Regions from separate parts of the Homo sapiens genome. Here region 2 is linked to region 1. Evidence: chromatin contacts called from ENCODE Hi-C or POLR2A ChIA-PET data. All regions are on one chromosome and are shown on one strand. Each heading gives the region's core, a stretch centred on a gene start or an enhancer-like site at or near the end of the contact. The rest is flanking DNA. Distances are from core to core; before and after follow the strand shown. Region 1 overlaps SDR42E2 (short chain dehydrogenase/reductase family 42E, member 2). Region 2 holds the start of PRKCB (protein kinase C beta).

Region 1 (6,847 bases), core at 2,830-5,329:
TCCAGGGGAAAGCATCTGAGCTAGCTTGAAAAGTTCCCAACAGCCTGTCTGGGTCTTCCTGGGGTTAGTTGGGGGTGGTTGTAATCATGACCTGAGTTAGGGACGGGGGTCCCTTTCTGGCCTGCTCCGTGTACTTTAGAGGGCTCCAGGGACCCCATAAACCTCTGTTGTCAGGTGACCCTGGAGTAGTAGGGGTCTGGCCCTATGTGGGGGTGCCAACCTTGAGGTCTCTGCTTCATTGATTCACCTCTTACTTGGTTTTCAGGCTTGATTTAGGGGCCTTCATTTATAAACAGTTGTTGAGCTGTTTATGAAGGGCCTACTATGTGCCAGAAACCGTGCTCGTCCTGAGGCTGTGGTGGTGTACAAGGCAGGCATGTTTTTGAACCCATCGACTTTGCAGACATTGTCATTTTAATTAATTACACCTGTGAGGAGTGTTAGGCAGTACAGCATGCTAACCTGGCCCCTGAGAAGCAAGGAAGTGACATTTAGCTGGGGCCTGAAATTGAGATTAGCCAAGTGAAGGCGTGGGAGGGGATTTCCAAGAGGGAACTCCTAAAGAGCCTGGTAAGGCTGAGACGCTGTGAAGGTAATTCAGGGCAGCTGCACAGAGAGTGGAGGTGGAGTATTGGCAATAGGTGAGGCGAAGAGACAGGCAAAGAGGGCCATGAATGCCGAGTTAAGGCTTTGAACTTGGTCCCTTCCCAAGGGCAATGGGAAACCATGGAAGGCTTTTGAGCTAGAGAGTGGCATGTTCCAATTTGGAATTTAGAAAGTTCACTGGTTGGGCACGGTGGCTCACACCTGTAATTCCAGCACTTTGGGAGGCTGAGGCGGGTGGGTCACCTGAGGTTAGGAGTTTGAGACCAGCCTGGCCAACACGGTGAAACCCCGTCTCTACCAAAAATACAAAATTTAGCTGGGCATGGTGGTACGCACCTGTAATCCCAGCTATTTGGGAGGCTGAGACAGGAGAATTGCTTGAACCTGGGAGGCGGAGGTTGCAGTGAGCCGAGATCGCACCACTGCACTCCAGTCTGGGCGATTGAGTGAAACTCCGTGTCAAAAAAAAGAGAAAGAAACAAAGAAACAAAGAAAGAAAAGAAAGTTCCCGCTGGCAGCAGGGACAGGAGGTCCCATTCAATGCCTATTGCAATTGTCTAGGAGAAAGGACAGTGGTTTGTACCACAATAGTGGCCGGGTGCGGGACAGAAGGAGTGAGTCAGGGAGACATTTTAGAGATAGATTTGACAGAATCCACAGATGAGCATGTCGAGAAGAAGAGGATCACGTCAAAAGTGACGCCCAGGATTTGGGCTTGGGTCATTGGATGGCTGGTGGTGCCTCTCCTCTCCTGGGAGGGAACACAAGATAGATGGAAAGCAGGTTTGTGGGAGATGATGACTTCAGTTTGATTTTCATTGAGCTGGAGATTCTTGTGGGATATGGGGTTGAGTAGGAGGTTGGACATAGATTTCTGGAGGTCAAGAGAGCACTCCAAGGAAATGATACAGATTTGGGAGGTATTAGAGACTGAGGCCATGGGAAGGGATGAACTCATCCAGAAAGATCCCACAGAGGGAGAAGAGGGGCCAAGACAGAGACCCGAGAGACATCATCTTAAAGGGAGGGCAGTGGAAGAAAAGCCAGTGAAAGAGATGCGAAAGAGACGGGAAAGGACTGGCCAGCAATATACGTGGAAAACAGGTGTGGTTTCATAGAGACCAAGAAATGCGGATCAAGAAGGAGGGGGCAGTCAACTATGCTGAACACAGCTAAGATAATTGGCAAAATAAAGACGGAAAAATATCTATTAAGATTTATGGACAAGATCATTGATGATCTGAAAGCCATTTTGGAATGGGTTGAGGAGAAGAAATGGAAACATAAGTATGGTCAATTCATCACAAAATTTGATTTTGAAAAGGAGGAGCAAAAGGAACAGTTGTGGGAGGGAAAATGGGGGAATCAAAGGAGGATTTTTTTAAATTTTAAAGATGGGGTCTCACCCTGTTGCCCAGGCTGGAGTGTAGTGGTGCAATCATAGCTTACTGCAGACTCAAACTCCTGGACTCAAGTGATTCTCTTGCCTCAGCCTCCTGGGTGCCACCACACCTGGCTAATTAAAAAAAATTTTTTTTTATGTAGAAGCAGGGTTCTCACCAAATCGCCCAGGGTGGTTTTGAACTCCCGACCTCAAGCAATCCTCCAGCCTTAGCCTCCCAAAATGTTGGGATTACAGGTGTGAGCCACTGTGCCCTGCTGGGAAGATATTTTCAAGATGAGAGAGACTTGAGGATGTTTTAGATGCCTGGCATTGGGTTTACAACTGGGAATAGCTTCAGCACCCATAATGGAAAGCCTATGAGTTTGTCTTGATAATCCCTTCAGATCGACTATGTCACCTTGGGCTGCCCACTGTGACAATTCTGTTTTCTGCATTTGCGATGCTTCTCTTTAGCGTCTCCAAGTAAGCTAGAACCTCCTACTTGCCCTTTCAGAACCTCATGGAGGCTAGTGGTCTGGGCAGTCTCAAAAATTCTTACAGTGATTCAGTTTTCCTGTTGGGTGGGGATGCCACCTCCTTTTCCATTGGATAAAGATGCTTGAAAGGAAAAAAGCTTTTTTGACATAGCGATCCATGTTGTCCCCATGCCCAGGGTTTACACATTCTGCTTCCAGAGTGTTAGGAAATAGATGAGTTGGAGAAATCCAGAAAACAAATAAATTGATTCTTGGCTTTTGGATTTTCAAAAGTAGGTTTGGCACTAGTCAAAAGATCTAGAAAATAACGTGAGCAGTGTGAGATTGTTTTTCCTGCTCGAAGAACAGATTTCCCAGGATTAGCAGGGAGAAGAAAGAGAGGAAGGAAGTGAGTTTGGATGTAAACATGTTATCGAGAGGAAAGGAAGCCCCAGGACCGCCAGCTTCAAATGGTCCGAGGTTTGCGGCTCTGAGAGAACGAGACCAGAGTTCAACCGCAAGCCTTGGCATGGCCAGAGTGTAGAAGAGTAGAAGTTACCACGTGTTGTGTTTAGGCCAGTGGCGGCTTAGGCGGTGCTCCTCCAAATTCCCCCAGCTGTAGAGCAGAAACCCCCACCCTCCTCTGCTCTTTGGAATGAGACAAAGCCCCAGTTTTCGTCATCTATAAAAGGAGAGTAATAAACCCTATTTAAGAGTAGCTGTAAGAATTAAATAAGATCACATAGATGAAAGCTCTTTTACACTGTCAAGCATTAAACAGACATAGGATTATTATTCTTTCAAAAATTATATACACACATAAAATTCAGCCTAGCAGAGAGGAGCATACATTTTTTTTTAGCTCCTTCCCAAACTGCTCACCTTGTTCAGCAGAGTGGGACACACACTGCGGTGGCCATGTTGGTTCTGATGAGCCCTTTCGATCCCATCCACCTCAGGCTTGTGGTGCTTTTCTTCTCTGCCAGTCCCACGTGTGCATATTATGATCTATACATGGTTGTATTTACACACTGATGTCTTGGTACTTACAACTGATAACTGATACCAAGATGATAGGAGGCGAAGTTTCTGTGGAGAGCAGGGCTAGATAAAGAAGTTTCGTGACCTTAAACTTTAAAGATTATGGTGATTACCACTACCTCTAATTAATAAATAGAAACAGTACTAAATCATAAAATATAACCAACTAAACTCTATTTTTCCCATTATAGCTTTATTGGTACTTCATCGAGACATCCAATTATTTTAAGAGTTTTTTTTTTTAAATTTTTCATGCTCTTTCTGGTACTAAAACCTGTGCTTACTATGCTGTCATCCTCAGACAGGAACCCAAAAAGGCCAAGTCGGGCTCGGCAGAAGCTTGAGTCTCGGTTTTTCCCCAAACCCTGGCTGTCAACACACAGATCTGTGTGAATGAGAAGCCCAGAACATTGGGTCGGGGTGGATCGAATGCAATGTTACCAGACAGAGCAGCAGCCGACGGCGCAAACTCATACCAACGTCACCCGAGCCTGCGTTAGCCCATAGCGACGCGGCAGCCTGGTTCCGGGGAGAACCTACCCGGGAGGCGGAGCTGGAAAGGGGTGAAGCCAGAGAGGGAGGGGGCGGGGCCAGGACTCAATTACACGCGAGAAGGGCGGGACCGGGTCCAGAGGCAGGAGCAAGGACAGACCCAAAAGGAGAAGCCAAAGGGTGGGCTCAAGCGCGCGGGGAGGACCAGAAAGGGGGCGAAACCAGAATGAGGGAGAATCTGGGGGTGGGCCGGGACTGGGCAGGGACTAGGAGAAGGTCCAGAAGGCGGAGGAAGCTGTGAGCCTTGGCCCATATCAGAAACCGGACAGGCCGGAGGGAGGAAAAAAGGGGCAGGGCCAGGGCCTGGAGGGAGGGTCATGGACGTAGGAAAGATTCAGGGGGCGGGACAGAGGCGTGACCAGGACTCAGAAGGCGTGCCCAAACATGGAAGGGCGGGAAGGGGCGTGGCTATGACATGAAGGCGGGGTTAGGCCTGGAGAGCGGCTCAGGACTAGGCTCTGAAGTCAGGGGGCGGGGAAGAGGCGTGCCCAAGCCGTGAAGCAGGGGCGGGGTTATAAAACGGGGGCGGGGCTAGGTCTGGAGGTCTGCTCAGGGGCTAGGCCAGGAAATCAGTGAGCGGGGAAGAAGGCGTGCCCAATTTGAAGGGCGGGTCAAGGGCGTGGTCAAAACATGGAAAGAGACTCGGGGCTACGCGTCTGGGCCGACCAGGGACGTGGCCAGGATTCAGGGGGCGGAGCAGGAGCGTGCCCACTTCGGAGGGCGGGGCGGGACAGGACAGGGGCGGGGCCAAAACACAGGAAGGGCGCAAGGCAAGGTCTGGGAGTAGATAGGGGCGTGGCCAGAAGTCGGCGGTCCGGGCTAGGTCTGGAGAGCGGCTCGGGGGCGTGACCAGGATTCAAGGGGCGGAGCGGAGGCGCGCTCAAACCCAGAAGGCGGGGCAGGGGCTGGTACAAGCCCAGGGAGCCGGGCGTGGGCGAGGGTGCAGCGGGGCCGACCCTAGCGGGCGGCGGACGGCGGACGGTCACAGGCGCTCCACGGCGGCGTGCAGAGGCTGCAGGCCTAGGAAGTGCAGGGCCAGGGCGAGCAAGCCGAGGAACAGCAGCAGCCTGAGCAGCAGGCGCAGGAGGGTCCGCGCCGTGGAGCCGCGGGGCCGCCGGGTCGTGGACTGCACGTATAGCTCCACGGCGTCGGCGAACCTAAACTTATCCGGCGCGTAGCCGAGCTGGGCGCGGGCCTTGGCTATCTGGAAGGTGTGCGTCACGGCCACGCTGCGCACCTGCGGGGACAGGCGGGGCATCCGAGGGCGGGCCTCGTGGGAGGAGGACATCCTCTACTTCGTTGTTTACGGAAAGGGAAAAGAGAGGGCAGGGATTTCCCCTCCATTACATAGTGATTTAAAAGGACCCGAGTGCAGCGTCTTGCTCCTGCGATGCCCTCATTAGAGAGGTCTTCCTTTCTTCCTTACATGTTCATTTTTATTGGAGGGTGCCGCCTTTGCGTCGCCCCCTCCAGCCCCGCTGAATTCGCACCCTATTTAACTCCTTGGTCCCTAAGAAGCAAAGGTCTCACCCCTACACTCATCTTCCCGGCCTAGCACGGTGCTGGGACTCAGGAGGCCCTTGATACATTCTTAGGCATCCGCTAGGAGAAGGTGAACGCCTGCCAGAAACATCTGCAGGAAACGACCTTGGCTTCCTGCCCCCAACCCCAGACCAACTGTGACCAGGAGGGCCCCAGTCGCAGCCTTCATGCCCTCGCTTATTAACTAAGCTTCCCTAAGAGAGGAATTCGATTATGCAGAACTGATTGCTCTCCAGGGTCTAAGCTGTGTTTCCCCTGCTGCCAGATGGCTTGGGGCCCACTGGTTTGAAGGGTAGTAATGATAGCTATCAGCAGTTAAGGAACACACACCCTGCATTTGGCCTGGACTAAATCCTTTCTATGCCCTACCTCATTTAATCCTCTCAGGTGGTACTAGCACTATCTGTTCTGTGCATACTTGGAAAAAGGTCAGAGAGGTTGAGTGACTTGCCTGGGGTCGCACAGGGGAGCCAGGTTCTAGCCTAATTTCTTCTCTGCTGTGCTGGCACCTGGAGATGTTCTCCCACCTGACTCATTTCTTCCTCTCTTTTTCCTCAGCCGGACCCTGGGGAAGAATCCACCAGCTGCTGGATTCTCCCATGGCATTGAAACAGCCCCTGGGGTCAAACCTGTGGTCTTGGATGCTTAATGGGGGGTGAGGAGAGAGGCCAGTATTTGTCCCTTTTTTTCCTAGTCAGTAAGTGCAGGGCTTTGGGGAGCACAGGAGTTGAGTTACGCTAGATAAGCAGGGTCCCTAATACACCTAGATGTCTCTAGATGTCACCTCTGGGAAGCTTTCTCTGACTTCCTCAGAGTTGGCTGAGGCGCCCCTTCTGTGTGCACTGGAGTTTCTCGCGATTTTCCCAAGAATGGCTCTAATTACAGTGTTGAGTTGCCTGGTTAGTGGGCTGTCTTCCCCTTTGAACTAGGAGCTCCCTAAGGGCAAGGACTATGTCTTCTTGCCTCCGTTGCTCAGCACAGTGCCTGGTAACATTTATGTTAAATGCATAAAAGGCTATAAAGTCAAACTGGAGGGCTGGTTGATGTGTCACAGATTGACCAGCAGAGGGTACCCGAGCCACAGCCAAGGAACTTCCACAGTTAAGGACATTGCCCCTGAGCTGAACAAGGAAATCCCCAAGTTAAACAAGAGGGAGAGGAGCCAAGTCCCTGCCTGACCACAATTCAGCTGCACCCTGGCAGCTATTTTATGTGGATGTGATTCCTGATGCATTTTCACAAGCTA
Region 2 (6,847 bases), core at 4,348-6,847, 1.6 Mb before region 1:
GGAGTTTGAGGCTGCAGTGAGCTATGATCATGTCACTGCCCTCCAGCCTGGGCCACACAGTGAGACCCTGTCTCTAAAAACAAAATTTAAAATAAAAGAAGAAGGTTTTTCTCTCTACCAAAAATCTTCTTAGAGAAGACTTTAATTAAAATTAAAGCTCAAATGCAGGTCCTAAGTTCCTGTAAAGAATGCCACAGAAACAGCCAGCACTGTAGCTCATGCCTGTAATCTGAACACTTTGGGAGTCCGAGGCGGGTGGATCACCTGAGGTCAGGAGTTCAAGACCAGCCTGGCCAAAATGATGAAACCCCATCTCTACTAAAAATACAAAAATTAGCCAGGCGTGGTGGCAGGCCCCCGTAATCCCAGCAACCTGGGAGGCTGAGGCAGAAGAATCGCTTGAGCCCCAGGAGATGGAGGTTACCGTGAGTCGAAATGGTGCCACTGCACTGCAGCCTGGGCAACAGAGTGAGACTCTGTCTCAATAAATAAATAAATAAATAAAAGGCAAAGAAAAAAATGCCATAGAGAGAAATCTGCCTTGCTTGTCAAAGGAGTTCCACTTCTACTCTAGAATTTAGGCAATTTTACAATAGGGATCTTCAGCCCCAGTTCCCTGTCATCAAACACATTCTTAAATTACCTCCCAGAGAGTGGTTTTATAAGAAATAGACAGAGTGGAAACAAAAAGGGAGAAATTATGAGGCAGTCAACCTAGAGTTTCGTCCTATCATCATACGAAAGCAAGAAAATCTATTCTTAAGCTCCCCTGAGCACACAGAAATCCATAATTTCCCAAGGTTTATGAGTTTTCCATCCTTCCTCTCCCAACCCATAGCAGTGTCCCCAATTTCCATGACAATGTAATAGAGCCTGAAGGTTACTCTCAATGGTTTCTTTGCCTTGCGATCATCCTACACACCTCCTACCAGAGTGGCAGAGACAACATCCTCTCTCTGCTTGTATTTTTGAAATGGAAACATCCTCTAAATAGTGGCTGCCTGAAATAAACACTACATTTCCCACATGCTCCCTCACAGCAAGGTGTGGGTATGTGATTAAACCCTAGCTAAGAGGATGTAGGTAGAAGGATCTTGAGCAACTTAAACAAGTGACACCGAGCATGTGCTATATGCCCTTCTTTACCCCTTTCTTCCTTCCTGCTAGCTGAAAGAAGGGTGTGAGGACTCCAGCGTCTAGCATCCTTTTTGGACCATGAGATAATTGTCACTCCCCAGGGATAGTGGAGCAGAAAACTCAAAGGAACCTGAGGCCCTGGGCTCTGGATTGCTGACTTAAGTGAGATCATAAAACCTTATGTGTTTTGTATAAACTGTTGATTCCATCGTAAGTGGATTTACTTTCAGAGGAAATATCTGATACCAAGAACAATCAGATACTAAGGAACTCCTCAGTGGTTCCAGAATTAGTCCCAGGCAATGCTGAGTACCAGGGATAAATTTCCCTCTTTCCTATATGTTCCCATTCTAAACATCTCAATTTCAGGGACTGCCAATCTGCCCCTCCCCTCACTCCTCCCTACTGCTGCCCAAATGGAATATGCTGTCAAAGCAGCTACACAGAGTGACCAGAAGTTCATGGCTGAGTTTTGACTCTTACCTGGCAGGCAGTTCCATAGCAAAGCAACCCTGCAGAGCCAGTCTTCTCTCGTGCCAGCTGCCCCACCATTGGGGTAGTCTGGGGACAATCATAAGAGCAGATATTTTCTGAGCATACTCTGTGTCAAGCTCTGGTCCAAGAATCTTGGATATTGCAATGAGTTGGAGCTGCTCAGCCACACTATGGTACTGTTACTGACTCCGTTTTATAGACAAGGAGGCTGAAATACAGAGAGGCTAAGTAATATGCCTGGGAAGTCTCAAAGCTAGGATTCAGACCGACAGGGACTTGCCTGGTAGCCTGTGCAAATGCCCACTTCTCTACGCTGCCTCTTGGTGGGGAGGCAGGGAAGAGAAAAAGAAAGGCAATTTAAAAAATAGACACTCCAGAGGGGCATAGTGGCTCACACCTATAATCCCAACACTTGGGGGCTGAGGTGGGAGGGTTGCTTGAAGCCAGGAGTTCAAGACCAGTCTTGCAACATCACAAGACCCCTTCTCTACAAAAGTTGTTTTAAAATTAGCCAGGCATGGTGGTGCGTACTTGTAGTCCCAATTAATCAGGAGGCTGATGCAGGAGGATCACTTGAGCCCATGAGTTTGAGGCTGCAGTGAGCTCTGATCATACCACTGTACTCCAGCCGGGGCAAAAGAGTGAGACCCTGTCAAAAAAAAAAAAAAGACACTCCTATCTCTAGAGCGCCCATATTTCATTACAAACTTTAATTCTGCCTTTTTCTCTTAACATCAGAAAATTCCTATTATCTTCCAGACTTTGAGTTAAAGGATCTCCTATTTCAAATGTGTCATGCCTTGCACATTCCAAAGTGACTTTCCCATCCATCAATAACAGCAGAGCAGGTGGCATAGAAGATCCGTGGTAAAAATGTTTAAAAATCGCCCCCGATCTCAGCAAGAGACAAAGACTGAAACTGATTCATGGAAGTGAAAGGCAACCTCAAAGAAGAAATTACACATTCCGGTGCCAAGACACCATTGGCATTTTGTTTGAGGGGTCAAAGTTCTAGAAAACAATCCAAATTTGTTTGCACCAGGGCCTAAGTTGTTGCCACTTAAAGAGACTTGAGGAGTCCTCTGGTGTGGTGCAGAGGATCCAAATCTTGGTAAGACAGGCTGGGTAGGTTGGCAGGGCTCACTGAGCCCACCGGGACCCCGATCTCAGAAGAGTATGCAAGAGTCTCAGAGGAGCACAGTGCCATGCTGCCAGCAAGCAAACATTCTGCACCACTGACGATGCCACCTACACTCACTAGGGATCACTTTACTTTTCCCTGGAGGGTGGAGGTGCAGCCACAAAACTGTCAGTCAGTGCTAAATCACGTCAGACTCTTCCACACTCAAATACTTTCTTTTGATTTAAACCCAGCTCACCAGGGTGGTGGTCACTTTGCCCCTAAAGATACAATACCCCAGAAATGTGCCGTTTCTTACCAAACTCAATCTTACCAAGCCCAAGAGTGAAAAATTAAAATTTAAATTAAAAAGAAAACATAACACACAAACTTTCCAGATGAGAGGTTGCAAACTTAAATGCCCACAGGGGCCAGAAATGGGTGAAGTGTTCCCCACTGGGATCAACTGAGACAAAATGGTAAGGCTGTTCCCCATCTACGACGACGGCTCTCAGCTCCAAACGATTGTTTTCAAGCGAAAGTGAGACCATTTCTCAGCAAAGTTAAAGTTGGAAATTAGGATGTGTATGTGAAATCTCCCAGTTCTAAAACGTTCACATCAAATTCACAAGTAAGACACCCTAAGGGCTACACAGAGCTGCGGGTAACTTTTGGTCCTGGAGAGCCAATTTGCAATCTGTCTTTTAGACATGAGCCCCAAAGACGGGGGAGGGGGACACTTTACACGTGATCAACTCACCACCAGCAGGTTTGATACCCCTGGTTAGAGTCCAGGATCTCAAGCCAGATGCAAGAACTCAGGTAACCAGTGCCCTGGAGACCTTTCTGTTTCAACCCAGAAGATAGGGTGATTTAAACCAGGATCTGAGAAACACTCCCTCTGGAAATACTTCTTTCAGAGAGAGAGGAGGCCCAGGCGACAAACACAGTCGCCTTTCTAGGGGATGCACCATCTGCAGAGGAGCGGCAGCCACCTGCAGAGACCTCTGCAAGGCAGGGAGAGGCAGAACCTCCCTGGGTGAGATAAGGAAGGGACATGGGCAGAGAAAGGGGAACTAAGGAGGACAGGTTCTCCCAGAAACGTCCCGGGAAAACACTTTCTCCCCCAGCGGAACTGACCATGCCAGGATTGCTTCAGGAGACCGCTTTGACTCTTCCAGAGCCGGGAAGGCAGGAAGGGTAGGTGAACTTCCTTGGCATGTAAGACTCCCAAGCGCCATCGGCCCCAGTCACACACACACCCCTTGAAAGGACCCTGTTGTGGTGAAGAATTCCTAGCCTGGGAGGTCACTCCGACCAACGTGATTCTTTCACTCTCTGCCTAACTCAGTAACTTCTTCTATAAAGTATTTTTCACCCTCTCTTCCCACAAATAGCATCCCCAAAGCCCCAGAGCCTACCTTGGCACTGGAATCCCTGCTTCCCGAAGCCCCTGCAAAAGCAGAAGGAGGTGTATGTCAGGCAGCCCGGGGGGCCCAGCCTCCAGCTAGTTACCCACAGAGTCACCCGCCTTCCTCCCTGCCTCTGTACCCCAGGTGCAAACTCCCAGCCACAGGCGGGTGCCCAAGAGTCTTCCGCCTTTGTGGGGGTAGGTGGGAGCTCGGCTGTAACCCCCATCTGCCTTCACTCCTGCAGAAGAGAGGAGGCTGCGACCACCAGGTGGCGGGATAGTGGGGAGCGTTTCCGTCGGGGTAGGGGCTGAAGGCAGGCGACAGATGTACCCATAGATGCCCCGAGCACCCTCGGGAAAAGAGAAGAGATAAAGACGCATTCAGAGGGAGGGCGAGAGTGACCCCGCGGCGGTGGTGTCCTCTGGGAGGGGGACTGGGAAGGAGGAAAGGATGCCCCACTACTGGAGGGACTGGGGAAGAAAGGGGCCCGCAGTGATGTGACCGAGGAGTGGAAAGGGGAACCCAGGCCCTCGGGGAGGGGCAATGGGAGATAACACAGGGCGCTGCCCGGAGGCACAGAGGAGTGAGAAAGGATGTCCCATGCCCGCAGGGAGATAGAGAAGGACACCCAGGGCGCCGCCCCCCCCGGAAACAAGGGGTGGGGGGCGAGGGCTCCTCGCGCCCGGAAGCAGGCGGAGAGATAGGGAACCCCGGGTCGGAGAGCACCCGAGGCGCTGCCCTCCAGGGCAGGCACAGACCCCGCGCGCTCCTAGTCAGGTGGAGCAAAGGCTCCCGCGACGCCGCCCCTGGGCGCTCTAGAGGCGCCTGAGAGCAGGAGAGGGCAGGAGGCGCCCCGCGGCGGCCCGTCTGGGACCAGGGTGGGGACAGGGCAACGGCAGGACTGTCCATCCGGGAGTCCCGGGCAGCAGGGTCCGGAGCCGGGAGTCCGGAGACGCGGGGTCCCAGGGTGCGGAGGGCGCGGAGGGCGCAGAGGGCGCGGAGAGGGGGTCCCTGGCGCGGCGCTGCCCTCGGGGGCCCGGGAAGGTGCCCTGCGCGCGCGCGCTCACCAGATGAAGTCGGTGCAGTGGCTGCAGAAGGTGGGCTGCTTGAAGAAGCGGGCGGTGAATTTGTGGTTCTTGACCTCATGCACGTTCTTCTGCCGGAGGGCGCCTTTGCGGGCGAAGCGCACGGTGCTCTCCTCGCCCTCGCTCGGCGGCGGCCCCGCAGCCGGGTCAGCCATCTTGCGCGCGGGGAGCCGGAGCCCGAGAGGTGCCGGCCCCGGGGCCGCGGGACCGCGGGCTGCGGGCCGGGGAGGCGCGGGAGGCGGCGGCCGCTGCTGCACCCGGGGCCGCGGGCGCTTCCCCTGCGCCGGCTCTGGCGGCCGCGGCGCGCGGAGCCGGGGCTGTCACTCGCCCAGCTGCTGCCGCTCGTCCAGCTGCGCTTGGCACCGCTGGCCCCAGCTGCGGGGGAGGGAGGCGGAGCCCCGGGCCAGCCCCGCCCTCCTCATTTGCATCGCGCCCAGGCCCCGCCCAGCGCTGCCAGCTGCTTTACATATCGGCGCCCGGGCTACCGCGGGCCTCGCGGCTAAGCGTGCACAGCCGCAGCTCTGCAGCGCCGGGACCGCAGCCCGGGGTCGTCGGACCCGAGCCTCGCCCCCCACCCCACCCCGTCCTCGGCCCCCGGGGCTGCGTTCAGGAGATGTGCCCAGGGGAGGAGCGAGAGTGGAAAGACCTACGGGGCGAAGGGGAGCGGGTGGAAGGGGTGGGGCGCAGCGAATTCCACCCCGGCCTCTGCGGAGACTGGTACCCATCCACCCCCATCCATCCCATTGGTCATTCTGCACGCGTCTCCTGGAGGGATGGGCTCCCGCTGTCACTCATTCGGAAAGGCTTGTGGCCGCACACACTTACACACACATACACACACACGTTCTGCAGAGGTAGGGGAGGAGCGATCTTTATTTTATATGTCTCTAACTCCACCACAGAGAAGATTCTTGGCTTTGCTTGCCTCCTGCACGTTTGGAAGAGAACTCCCTACCTTCTGTCCATCCCCTCTGCAAAACGACTCCGTTTCCCCAACTGTAACATAGGGCTAATAGTGTGGGGAGGAAGGATTTCAGTAGATCAATATTTTTCCAAATTTCATTCATTTCTGACTCGTCTTCACAAATTCTGGTCGTATTTGTGCACCCTCTGGGGGAAAAAAAGCCTATCTCTTTTGGTCTGAGTTTGAACAGCAAGAGGTATCTACATTATTAAAATATCTCCAGGTGCCGTCATCTGTCCTAAGCATCTTCGACTGAAGTCATCTTTTATTTGTTAAGAGAGGAAATTAATAAATGCTAGAGGGGTGTTAAAGACATTACTATCCAACCAGGACTCTCTCCTTGATGTGATCTGAAGGTAACTGAAAGGGTAATAATTGTCTACAATGTGTAATTCAATGTTATTTAGCGCCCTGTTCATGCACAAGGCCTAAAGATACCCACTGCCACCATGTCCCCCACTCTGGGAACGCAGAGCTTCATTAGGCTGTGAGCTCCTTCACCAGACCTAGGCTCTGTGAGAGCAGGGGGGCTGTTCACCACCATGTCGCCCAGCACCAAGCTCAGTGCCTGACACCTCCCAAGACCCCAGTAAATATTGGTTGATTGAGTGAGGGCATGGATGAACAAGTGAAT

Evidence for each region. A loop is a pair of places that touch in the nucleus more often than their neighbours do. ChIA-PET counts read pairs that join two places held with the same protein, here RNA polymerase II (POLR2A). Pooled maps may share reads with other maps.
Region 2: a pooled map shows a loop between it and region 1 (7-fold over the local background). The contact joins the promoter of PRKCB here to the enhancer-like site in region 1. A Hi-C loop is called at or near these places in 2 of 37 single-sample maps with no recorded cell type and 6 of 50 pooled maps. POLR2A ChIA-PET finds 5 or more read pairs at or near these places in 1 of 52 experiments (naive thymus-derived CD4-positive, alpha-beta T cell).

Annotation. Positions count from the first base shown.
Region 1 is chr16:22,188,588-22,195,434 of GRCh38, reverse strand. It overlaps SDR42E2 (short chain dehydrogenase/reductase family 42E, member 2), which reads right to left. Exons shown (of 13, transcript NM_001394319.2): 13 at 3,684-5,296. The coding sequence ends at 5,042. Among named protein-coding and RNA genes, the nearest start is that of TRL-TAG3-1, 3.8 kb to the left of the region's middle. RefSeq lists enhancers at 8-137, 3,729-3,788, 4,289-4,368, 4,624-5,123 and silencers at 4,829-4,928, 5,069-5,118, 5,209-5,298. Within about 2 kb of position 4,079, at least 41 of the 41 ENCODE cell types and tissues checked have a DNase peak (open chromatin) inside an H3K27ac peak, as active enhancers do.
Region 2 is chr16:23,834,733-23,841,579 of GRCh38, reverse strand. PRKCB (protein kinase C beta) reads right to left here and starts at 5,597. Exons shown (of 17, transcript NM_002738.7): 1 at 5,232-5,597; 2 at 4,174-4,205. The coding sequence starts at 5,404. RefSeq lists enhancers at 4,492-4,631, 4,895-5,440, 5,441-5,988 and silencers at 4,942-5,021, 5,352-5,431, 5,462-6,101.